Linked DNA regions of Homo sapiens: region 2 is linked to region 1. Evidence: chromatin contacts called from ENCODE Hi-C or POLR2A ChIA-PET data. All regions are on one chromosome and are shown on one strand. The core of a region is the stretch at or near the end of the contact, and the rest is flanking DNA. Distances in the headings are between cores, read along the strand shown.

What was found. A loop is a pair of places that touch in the nucleus more often than their neighbours do. ChIA-PET counts read pairs that join two places held with the same protein, here RNA polymerase II (POLR2A). Pooled maps may share reads with other maps.
Region 2: a pooled map shows a loop between it and region 1 (7-fold over the local background). The contact joins the promoter of PCIF1 here to the promoter of ZMYND8 in region 1. A Hi-C loop is called at or near these places in 1 of 50 pooled maps. POLR2A ChIA-PET finds 5 or more read pairs at or near these places in 2 of 52 experiments (PC-9 and RWPE1).

Annotation. Positions count from the first base shown.
Region 1 is chr20:47,354,410-47,358,749 of GRCh38, forward strand. ZMYND8 (zinc finger MYND-type containing 8) reads right to left here and starts at 2,290. Exons shown (of 23, transcript NM_001281775.3): 1 at 2,248-2,290. The coding sequence starts at 2,261. It overlaps LOC101927377 (a long non-coding RNA gene), which reads left to right. Exons shown (of 2, transcript NR_134501.1): 2 at 1-224. RefSeq lists enhancers at 2,101-2,270, 2,114-2,721, 2,256-2,550, 3,301-3,650, 3,330-3,935 and 3 more.
Region 2 is chr20:45,931,593-45,935,932 of GRCh38, forward strand. PCIF1 (phosphorylated CTD interacting factor 1) reads left to right here and starts at 3,091. Exons shown (of 17, transcript NM_022104.4): 1 at 3,091-3,212. It overlaps LOC107985388 (pre-mRNA-splicing factor cwc22-like), which reads right to left and starts at 3,479. Exons shown (of 1, transcript NR_171669.1): 1 at 1,902-3,479. RefSeq lists enhancers at 1,017-1,709, 1,992-2,141, 2,401-3,092, 3,093-3,783 and a silencer at 3,412-3,621.

The DNA.
Region 1 (4,340 bases), core at 1,040-3,539:
TTCCATTTACAGCAAGGAGATAAGAACAAAGAAAATAGCTGAGTGTCTGAACTTACTTGTTTGGGGCAGTGGCACTGTTCAGTTTTAAGTATATAACATCATTAACTGCCTGCAGTTTTACTCTAAGAAGCTAAGCTGGCCTGCCTTGCACAGACTTTTCTCAACTTAGAATGTGGTACGTTTCTGCTGATTAAATGAGCCTTTTTCCAATTCGGTGTCAGAAAGTGGGCTACTGGACACTCATTTGAAAGAAAAAAGATTACTGACTCCATAAAGTTGACATAACACAGCAATTGAATATATTTCCTGCATTTACGGTCATGTCGGATTGGTCTCCAAGCTGAAAATTTATGTACTGAACTTCTAGGGAAATTCTGAAGGTACTGCTAAACAAGACTCTACTTTTCCCACTTAACTTCTAGCTGCAGCCTTAAGTGGTCAAGGGAAATGTAAAAAGTGAGAAATCTTATGTGGGGCCAGCATGCATACAGATGTGTGGAGGAGACCTGAAAAAAGGCCAAAATGTGTTGGTCAGTGAGTCCTGAATCAAACCCAGTCTGGTGGTAGATGAGATTTTGCACTATACATAAGTCCTAAAACATGAGCACACTGACACCACCCCCCCAACACACACATACCACCACCACCACCAGCTTCTACACCACCAATGTTTTTAGGGCTCTGCACCTCTAAGAACAAGCAGTTTCATGACATTTCACAAGCACATCACCTACTCACAGTTTGAATATCCAAACAAACCCCATTAAAGGTCTAGAGTCAAGTCACAATGAACTGAACATTTCTCCCCTGACTCAGGGTAAACAGGAAGTATAATCTTCAATCCTAGCTGCAGGTTATCAGGAAAAACAGTGGATTCAAACAGTCACCTAAAATCAAGACACTCTTTAAAAAGCCCTTATTTTGTTCCTGCTAATGAAGCCCCCAACTCCTGTAGCCAAGACCCACTATTACAAACAGACCCCAAATGTTCGCAAAACTCTTCAAACATGGTCACAGAGGAAATGGATTGCTTTACTTACCCAACAAATGTTCAAGCAACCGTCTCATTTTTCCACAGTTAGGAAGAGAGAACAGGCTGGCAGATTTGGGACTTGATCAAAAAGGAAATTTTTTTAAACAGTTACATGGTATTATTAAAAACACACACAACAACAACAACACAACCCAACAACTGAATATGGAATGCTGTCATGAGCCACAGACATGATTTTATTTCCTCTACACTCCATGACACAGGAGAAGAGAGGAGGATACAATGTATAAAAGGGACAGGAAAATGAAAACAAGGATAAAAGGTAACATTAGTTCCTTGAAAATCATGCAAGAGTAGAAAGCTAAGGGATTCAGAATCCTTGCAGATTTTTTTTTTTTTTTTTTTTTGCAGGATGTTGTCCAAGATCTCTCCCCCCACCCCCCAGTCCCCATCCCTACTCCAAAAAACTTCCTCCAAAGCCTAGAAAACACTTTCAGAAACATTTGCTGGCTGTAGGCTGGCTTGCAGAACACTCTGTAGCAACCTAAGTCAGGAAAACAGGCTGAACAATGTAGTTTCAAGTGCAGAAGCTCTGTAGAATAAGAGAAGACCGTGTACAGACACCACCACCCACCTAGGCCCCAGGAGCTAGACTCTCCTTAGCACTGCTCTGCTGAGGGCACAATTCTTTTGCAAACACGCTCCTCTCTTGTCAAAACTTATCCAGCCTTCCCAGAACCTCTTTGGAGAGGCAAACTTGCCTGCTCTGCTGTCTGCCATGAGCTCTCCTTGGAGAGGAGCCTGTTTGCTTACCTTCCATTTTCTTCCCCCAGCAGGGCATGTGGCAAAAGAGAAGACAATAGTGCAGGGGTGGGAGGGGGGGAACTGCTCAGAGAGAGAGAGAGGGGAAGAGAGAGGGAAGAGGGAAAGAAAAAAAAAAAAAGAAGGAAAAAAAAAAGCTTCTTTTTTGGCATACCAGGATCTAGCTTCAAACTCTTCCAGAAACACCATGCCCTGGTGGAAGGAAAGGTGTGCCAGGCCCTTGCCAGTTTGCAAAATCAAGCTATGGCTAATGGCTACTGAGCCATGTGACCCAAGAAAGCAAAAAAATTCTCTCTAAACAGTTCCAAGTTAACATAAGTGCTCTGGGGGTGAGTGTGGCACGGCCAGCCACAGAGAAATCACACTGCTCGCCCACAATTCGGATGTCTCAGAGGGAGGGGGAAAAAAGATGGTTAAAAAGTCGAGCTTACCTCTGTGGATGCATTGTTAACACTGTGTAATGTCAATACTTATAAAACATGGAGGACAGGCTCCTAGTTCTCACAGAAAAAGGGTTTGGCACTTCGGCTGATGATCTGGCCGCCTAATAAAAGCTCATCCCCGATTGGCTGCCCCGGCAAATCGGAGTGTAAAGCCGCCCCGGATTGGCTGAAACACTTCCTGAGCGATTATCTTTGTGAGGCTCGGGTGAGCAAGAGCCATCCTGTGCATAGAAAAAGACAGGCTAAGCTAGGCCTTTTGCAGCAAGAAAAACTTGGGAAAGGGGCCCCCACACGCACTTCTCCTGCACCCTGGCTAGATTTCCCGGCACGGGCCAGCCAGGGCAGCCAGCCTGACCTGCTCCAGGAAAGCCTGAGGCCCGGAGGTCCCTGGGAAGGGAGTTTCTTGGAGTGGGCTGGAACGGCTCACCCTCACCTGCCCCCAGAGAAACGGCCCTTGTCCAGGGAGGAAGGCCAGCCTTTTTCTAGAACAGTCCAGCAGGGTGGCTCTCCAAGGGGAAGGGGAAGCTGGGGAGTGGGGAGTCCCGGGGAAACAGCCAAGGGGCCAGAAAAAGGGGCTTGAGGCAGGCCTCTGAGAAGCTGGGGGAAGCAGGCAGCCCGGGGGAGCCCCGAAAAATCAGCAGAGAGCAGCCCTGGCTTCTCAGAGGAGCGAGGAGTAGCTGCTGAGGGGAGGAGGGGAGCAGAGTGGTCAAGTTTGCATAGTCATTGTCCCCATGCCTCCTTGCAAGGCAGGCCAGGGAGCCGTGGGCCTCTCGCGCCCTGCTTAGCCAGTCCTGCAGGCAAAATCAACGTGGGTTCCTGTCGCCCTGCCACGATGCCAAGGGGGACCCCTCTCGGTCCTTACCCTAAGAAAAACCCAAAGCCCTCCTCGCAGGCCACATGCCTGGATCTACAAACTTCCCTTCCCTCCCGGCCCCTCCCCCGCGGCCGAGACCTGCTAAACCTGTCAGTTAAACACAAATCTGACTTCCGTATTAGCCTGCGATGCCTTCGGCTTCCTGCCTGTTAACCCTCTCTCGGACTCGGGGCCTGGCTGGGAAAAACTAGGCCTTGAGATCGCAGCGAAGGCCTGTGGAAAAATACCAGCTGCAGCTCTCCCGGCAGATGCAGAAAGAGAGAGAGAGAGCCGCTGTCTCTCAGCCTTTGCTTCCCAGGGAGGCGTGTACCTTGTGAATCCAGGGCACAGGCAGTGCCTCTCGGGCTGAGAAGCCATTTCAATCCAGAGGGAGACAGAAAGATGGCACGCTCAGCCCGGAAACAAGAGCCCCCATTATGCGTCAGGCCTACCCCCGTAGGTCAGCCCTTCCTGCCACAATCATCCCTGTATGTGTGTGCCTGGGGGAGTTGGGCCCTCCTCGGTGGGCAGACAAATCCCCTGGGCTTCCTAAGGATTCTTGCTTCCATTTATTTGCACAGAGAACGGCTTCTTTTCGTCCCCCAAGGCAGATGGAGCAGCGATTTCACACACAGCCCTCCATTTGGCAGCCCCCCCACCCCCCCATCTCTGGCACCGCTCCCCAGTAAAATATTAACTGGTTGTTCAGAGCTGCTTACAATTCTACCCACTTCAATTGCGTTAGGAGGTCTTTGCTGGTCTCCTCCCTAAAGCTGCCTTCGCAGTTGGTCTGTACCCAGAGATAGAAAAGGACCGTAAAATGTCCCCAGCTTTCTCGCTCTCTTTCCTTCTTCGGCATTTTAAATGACAAGGTGCTTAATTAACAGGATTTTTTAAAACAGCAACCTGGAACCACAGAAGCTAAATAAACACCATTCTTTAGAGGCTGGAGAAAGCGTCCAGAGTTAACGCAGCCATATGCCAGGAGGCATAACTCCGGAGCAATAAAGTCTCCCCTCTCCTCCTAAAATTAGGACTTGTGGGCTTTCTTGTCCCACACGGTTCCCACAAAGAAAACGAAGAGCTGATGGCTTGCTTTCCCTGCCCCCCCCCAACCCCCACATGGACAACAGATGCCCACTGCTTGTACATAAATTCTTCCTGGCCGGGAATCTCATATCAAACAGGCTCAGGAACGAGCTGGGAATCGAAACTCACTGTACGGCAG
Region 2 (4,340 bases), core at 1,841-4,340, 1.4 Mb before region 1:
AAACTGCTGACCTCAGGTGATCCACCCGCTTTGGCCTCCCAAAGTGCTGGGATTACAGGCGTGAGCCACCGCACCCAGCTGAGAAGAGGCTGGTTTTGACATGCGGAAAGTGAGCAAACGGAGAAGATGAGGCATGTATCAGGTGAAAAGCAGTGCTGAACACTGTGAGATAGAGAAACCTTTAAGATACTTAACTATCCAGGCCGGAGGCGGTGGCTCACGTCTGTAATCCCAGCACTTTGGGAAGCCGAGGTGGGCGGATCACCTGAGGTGGGAAGTTCGAGACCAGCCTGACCAACAGGGAGAAACCCCGTCTCTACTAAAAATACAAAATTAGCCGGGCGTGGTGGCGCATGCCTGTAACACCAGCTACTCAGGAGGCTGAGGCAGGAGAATCGCCTGAACCCTAGAGGCGGAGGTTGCAGTGAGCCGATATTGCACCACTGCACTCCAGCCTGGGCAACAAGAGCGAAACTCCGTCTCAAAAAAAAAAAAAAAAAAAAAGATTGAACTATCCAGGGCCACTGTGTCCACTCAGACCAGTCACATCGCCTGAATCTAGATCCCTTCTTCACAAAACAGGGAGGCCAGAGTGGTTTAATGGAACCAGCCCTGCATTTTGGTGTTGAGAACTCCGGGCTTAAAATCCCAGTTTTGTTACTTGTTGATGGCTGTGTGAACCTGGACAATGACTTCGCCCCTGCCCCTCGCTCCAACCTGTTTGCTCATGTGCAGATTTAGGTAATAATTCACAGAATTCCATGATAAAACAGAAGACTAGGCACTTGGGATGTTTGGTATCTTGGTTATCAATTAAGAGAATCTGAACAATGAATGAGAAAATACTTTGAAAACATAAAAGAATAGATAAAAGGCCGGGCGCGGTGGCTCACGCCTGTAATCCCAGCACTTTGGGGGGCCGAGGCGGGCGGATCATGAGGTCAGGAGTTTGAGACCAGCCTGGCCAACATCGTGAAACACCGTCTCTACTAAAAATACAAATAAAATTAGGTGGGAGTGGTGGCGGGTGCCTATAATCCCAGCTACTTGGGAGGCTGAGGCAGGAGAATTGCTTGAACCCGGGAGGCAGAGGTTGTAGTGAGCCGAGATCGCGCCACTGCAATCCAGCCCGGGCGACAGTGCGAGATTTCGTCTCAAAAAAAAAAAAGGGTAATAATCACTACATGGTTTTTAAACTTTAGTGAAAGCGCGGGCTAGCTGGGGGGCATGAGCATGGAAAACTGGTTATCCCGTAGGTCAAGAGCGACCACGTAGTTTACTGCCCAAAGCAGTACTTTTTTTTGAGACAGGAGTCTCACTCTGTCGCCCAGGCTGGAGTGCAGTGGCGCGATCTCGACTCACTGCAACCTCTGCCTCCCGGGATCATGTGATTCTCCTGCCTCAGCCTCCCGAGTAGCTGGGATTACAGGCGCGCGCCACCAGGCCTGGCTCATGTTTGTAATTTTAGTAGAGACGGGGTTTCGCCGTGTTGGCCAGGCTGGTCTTGAATTCCTGACCTCAGGTGGTCCACCTGCGTCGGCCTCCCAAAGTGCTGGGATTACCGGGGTGAGCCACCACGCCCGGCCCAAAGCAGGGCACTTCTGAAAAAGGAGGCAATATTAGTAATTATGCCAGGGCAGCAGGCATAAATCAAAGCTGGCCCCCCACCCTTCCAGAACTGAGACAGGACCCAGGAGTCTGGTTTCCCATCAGGCCTCTTATCTGAACGAGAAGCTCTGCGAGGGCAGAACTGCTGTGCCTATATAGAGCTGGCTTATTTCTGGAGGGCTCAAATCTACTTGGAGCAATGCTCATGCCACTGTGAGATGATCACGGCTAACCGATTCAGCACTTAGGAAGCGCCAGGTATTGCGCTGAGGACTTCACATGCATCACCTGAGTTAATTCTCACCAAACCTTTATGAGGTAGGCGGATTTATTATCTTCCACTGAGGAAACTAAAATTTAAATTGGTTAACTCCTTCAAGGCCACACATTTTGGGTGGAGGAGCAGGGATTGAAATCAGATGAGGATCATGAACCCTCGTTCTCAATTACTACTCATATCGGTGCCTCCGTTTTTCTTGAGCGTCCGCCTGCCTGCCCCCACGCTGGCGTGCAGCCAGGACCATGGACATCTGAGAGGCTACTCAGCCGGGGTACCTACAGCCCCTGGCTCCACACAAGCGCCGGTCTGACAGCAGGTGGCAAGCTTTTCCTCTTCTCAAGCTAGCACTGGAAGGGATGCTTGCTGGGGAGACCGGAGATGGGTGGAGCTACCACTCGGACGCCTGCAGGCTCCTACCAAAAAGAATCCTGCAGGGAGCCGGATGAGGAGCACCTCACAGCTGCCAGTTCCCTGCCAGGCTACCCGCTGTAGCTGGTTTGAGGGCTCAGTGAGGCTTTGAACTGCAACTAATGGCCACAGATGTCAATGTTGGAAAGGCCCTACAATGCATTTAGTTGATTTCCCAACTCTGCCGAAAGCCATCTCTATTACTTGCCCCCGAAGGCTAGTTTAAGTTGCTTCTACTCAAGAGCATTTACAGCTTGGGTTCGATGTATATGTAGCCCGGGCATGGGGCAGGGCTTCTTAACATTTGGACACCACGCAGCACAAAGGCCCAGAGAGGGAAAGAGACTGGCTGGAAGAGGCAGAGCCGCGCGGGTGCCAGGACCCAGGTCCTTGCTACGTCCGGAGCCTACGTCACCACGATGCCTCCCCTGGGCCGGCGGCAGAACCCGAGACCCCCGCAGGTTCTAAGACAGCCCCCACGCCCCCCAGTGCGCACGCTCAGTCCAACCCCGCCGCGCACCGCCCACCGCGAACATCCGGCTCCTGCGTGTGTGCTCGAGGGGGAAACTGAGGCGGGGACGTGCCAGTGAATTCATTCCTTCCTCAGTCCACCCGCAGGCCTACAAAGCTGTCTCCCCTTCCTCAGCGCCACAAGGAACAGCAGGGACGGATGGGAAGAAGGGGAGGGGGCCGAAAGCAAGCTGGGTGCGAGGAGCCAGCCGACCCTGCCACACTCAAGATGGCGGCGCGGCCGCGGCGAGGTCCCTCAGAGGCGGTACCAGCGCATGCGCAGCGCGGAGTCCCGGCCCGGGACACAAGATGGCGGCAGCGGCGCTGGGGAGGGCGAGGCGGAGGCGGCAAAACGGGCGGTCGAGCAGAACGTGTAGCCGCGTCCCCTCCAGTCCGCTCCGGGCAGGTAAGAGTCCCAGGAAGCCATGGTCCCGCAGCGAGCCGCGCCAGGGTCTGGGGATCCGAAGCTGGGGGGCGGCGGCCCCTCCGGCGCTTTCTGCTCGGGACTGCCGCTTGCCCTGTCTCTGTTGCCGCCGCCATCTTAGACCCGCGGGTGGGCGGCCGCGCCGGTGGCCGAAGTGAGGGAGGTGGGCCCGGAGAGCCCCAGCGGAGCGGGCTCTAGGGCCCCTCCGCTGCTGCCGCCGCCACCGCCTTTGTGTCGGGCTCCGACTCTGAGTCGCCTCAGCCCGGGGGCGGGAGCGCGCGGCGGGGCGGGGGGCGGAGCCCGAGAGATGGGCCGGCGCGCGCGCGCGCGCCAAACAGCCCACCCTCGCTGGGGTAGGGGGAGGGGAAGGTGCGCGCGCGCGCGCGCGCTGGAGCTCGCCTCTCGCCTTCGTGCGCCGTCGCGCCTGCGTACTTTGTTCGCCCTTTGACTCCTCCCTACTGGGCCGGAGAATTCTGATTGGTACATTGCGGAGATGGTCCCGCCCCACGTGCCTCCAATCCCGGACTCGGACTCTGGCTTCTGGTGGGTTTTTCTGGTTGCGCAGATAGAGTTGTTTATCCTTGAGCAGCGGTAATTCTCAAACTGCGGTATGCGTGGGGGTCGGGAAGCCACAGGATAAATAAAGACGTTAACTTAAGAGCAGTTATGTCTTACTGGGAGCGTACAATGCTGGACTCTACATATAACGGTCGAGTGATTCCGGTTTATAAGCCGGAAAGCAGAAGGGCCCGGAATCCGGGTCTGTCCAACCCAGGGGCTGGTACTTCGGCCACAGACCTGCTGCGCTCAAGTCACATAGGAAATTAAAAATGGTTTTAATTGCAAAAAATGGGTACATTTTTTCAAATAGTGTGAAAAAATGAGTCATCCTGTCTCCCAGTCACTCTTACGGTGCGTTTTAAAAATACAAATTCTTGTGTGCCTCACCTCCGTATTTATTTCTGGCTTCTGAGATGCGCAGTGAGGCACAGGAGTCTGATTTTTTTTTTTTTTTTACAAACTCCAAGATGATTCTGATGCACAGCTGGCTTTGGAAATACTGCAGTGTCCCCATTTAGCCTCACACTAAGCTGTGCCGCTTGTGCGTAT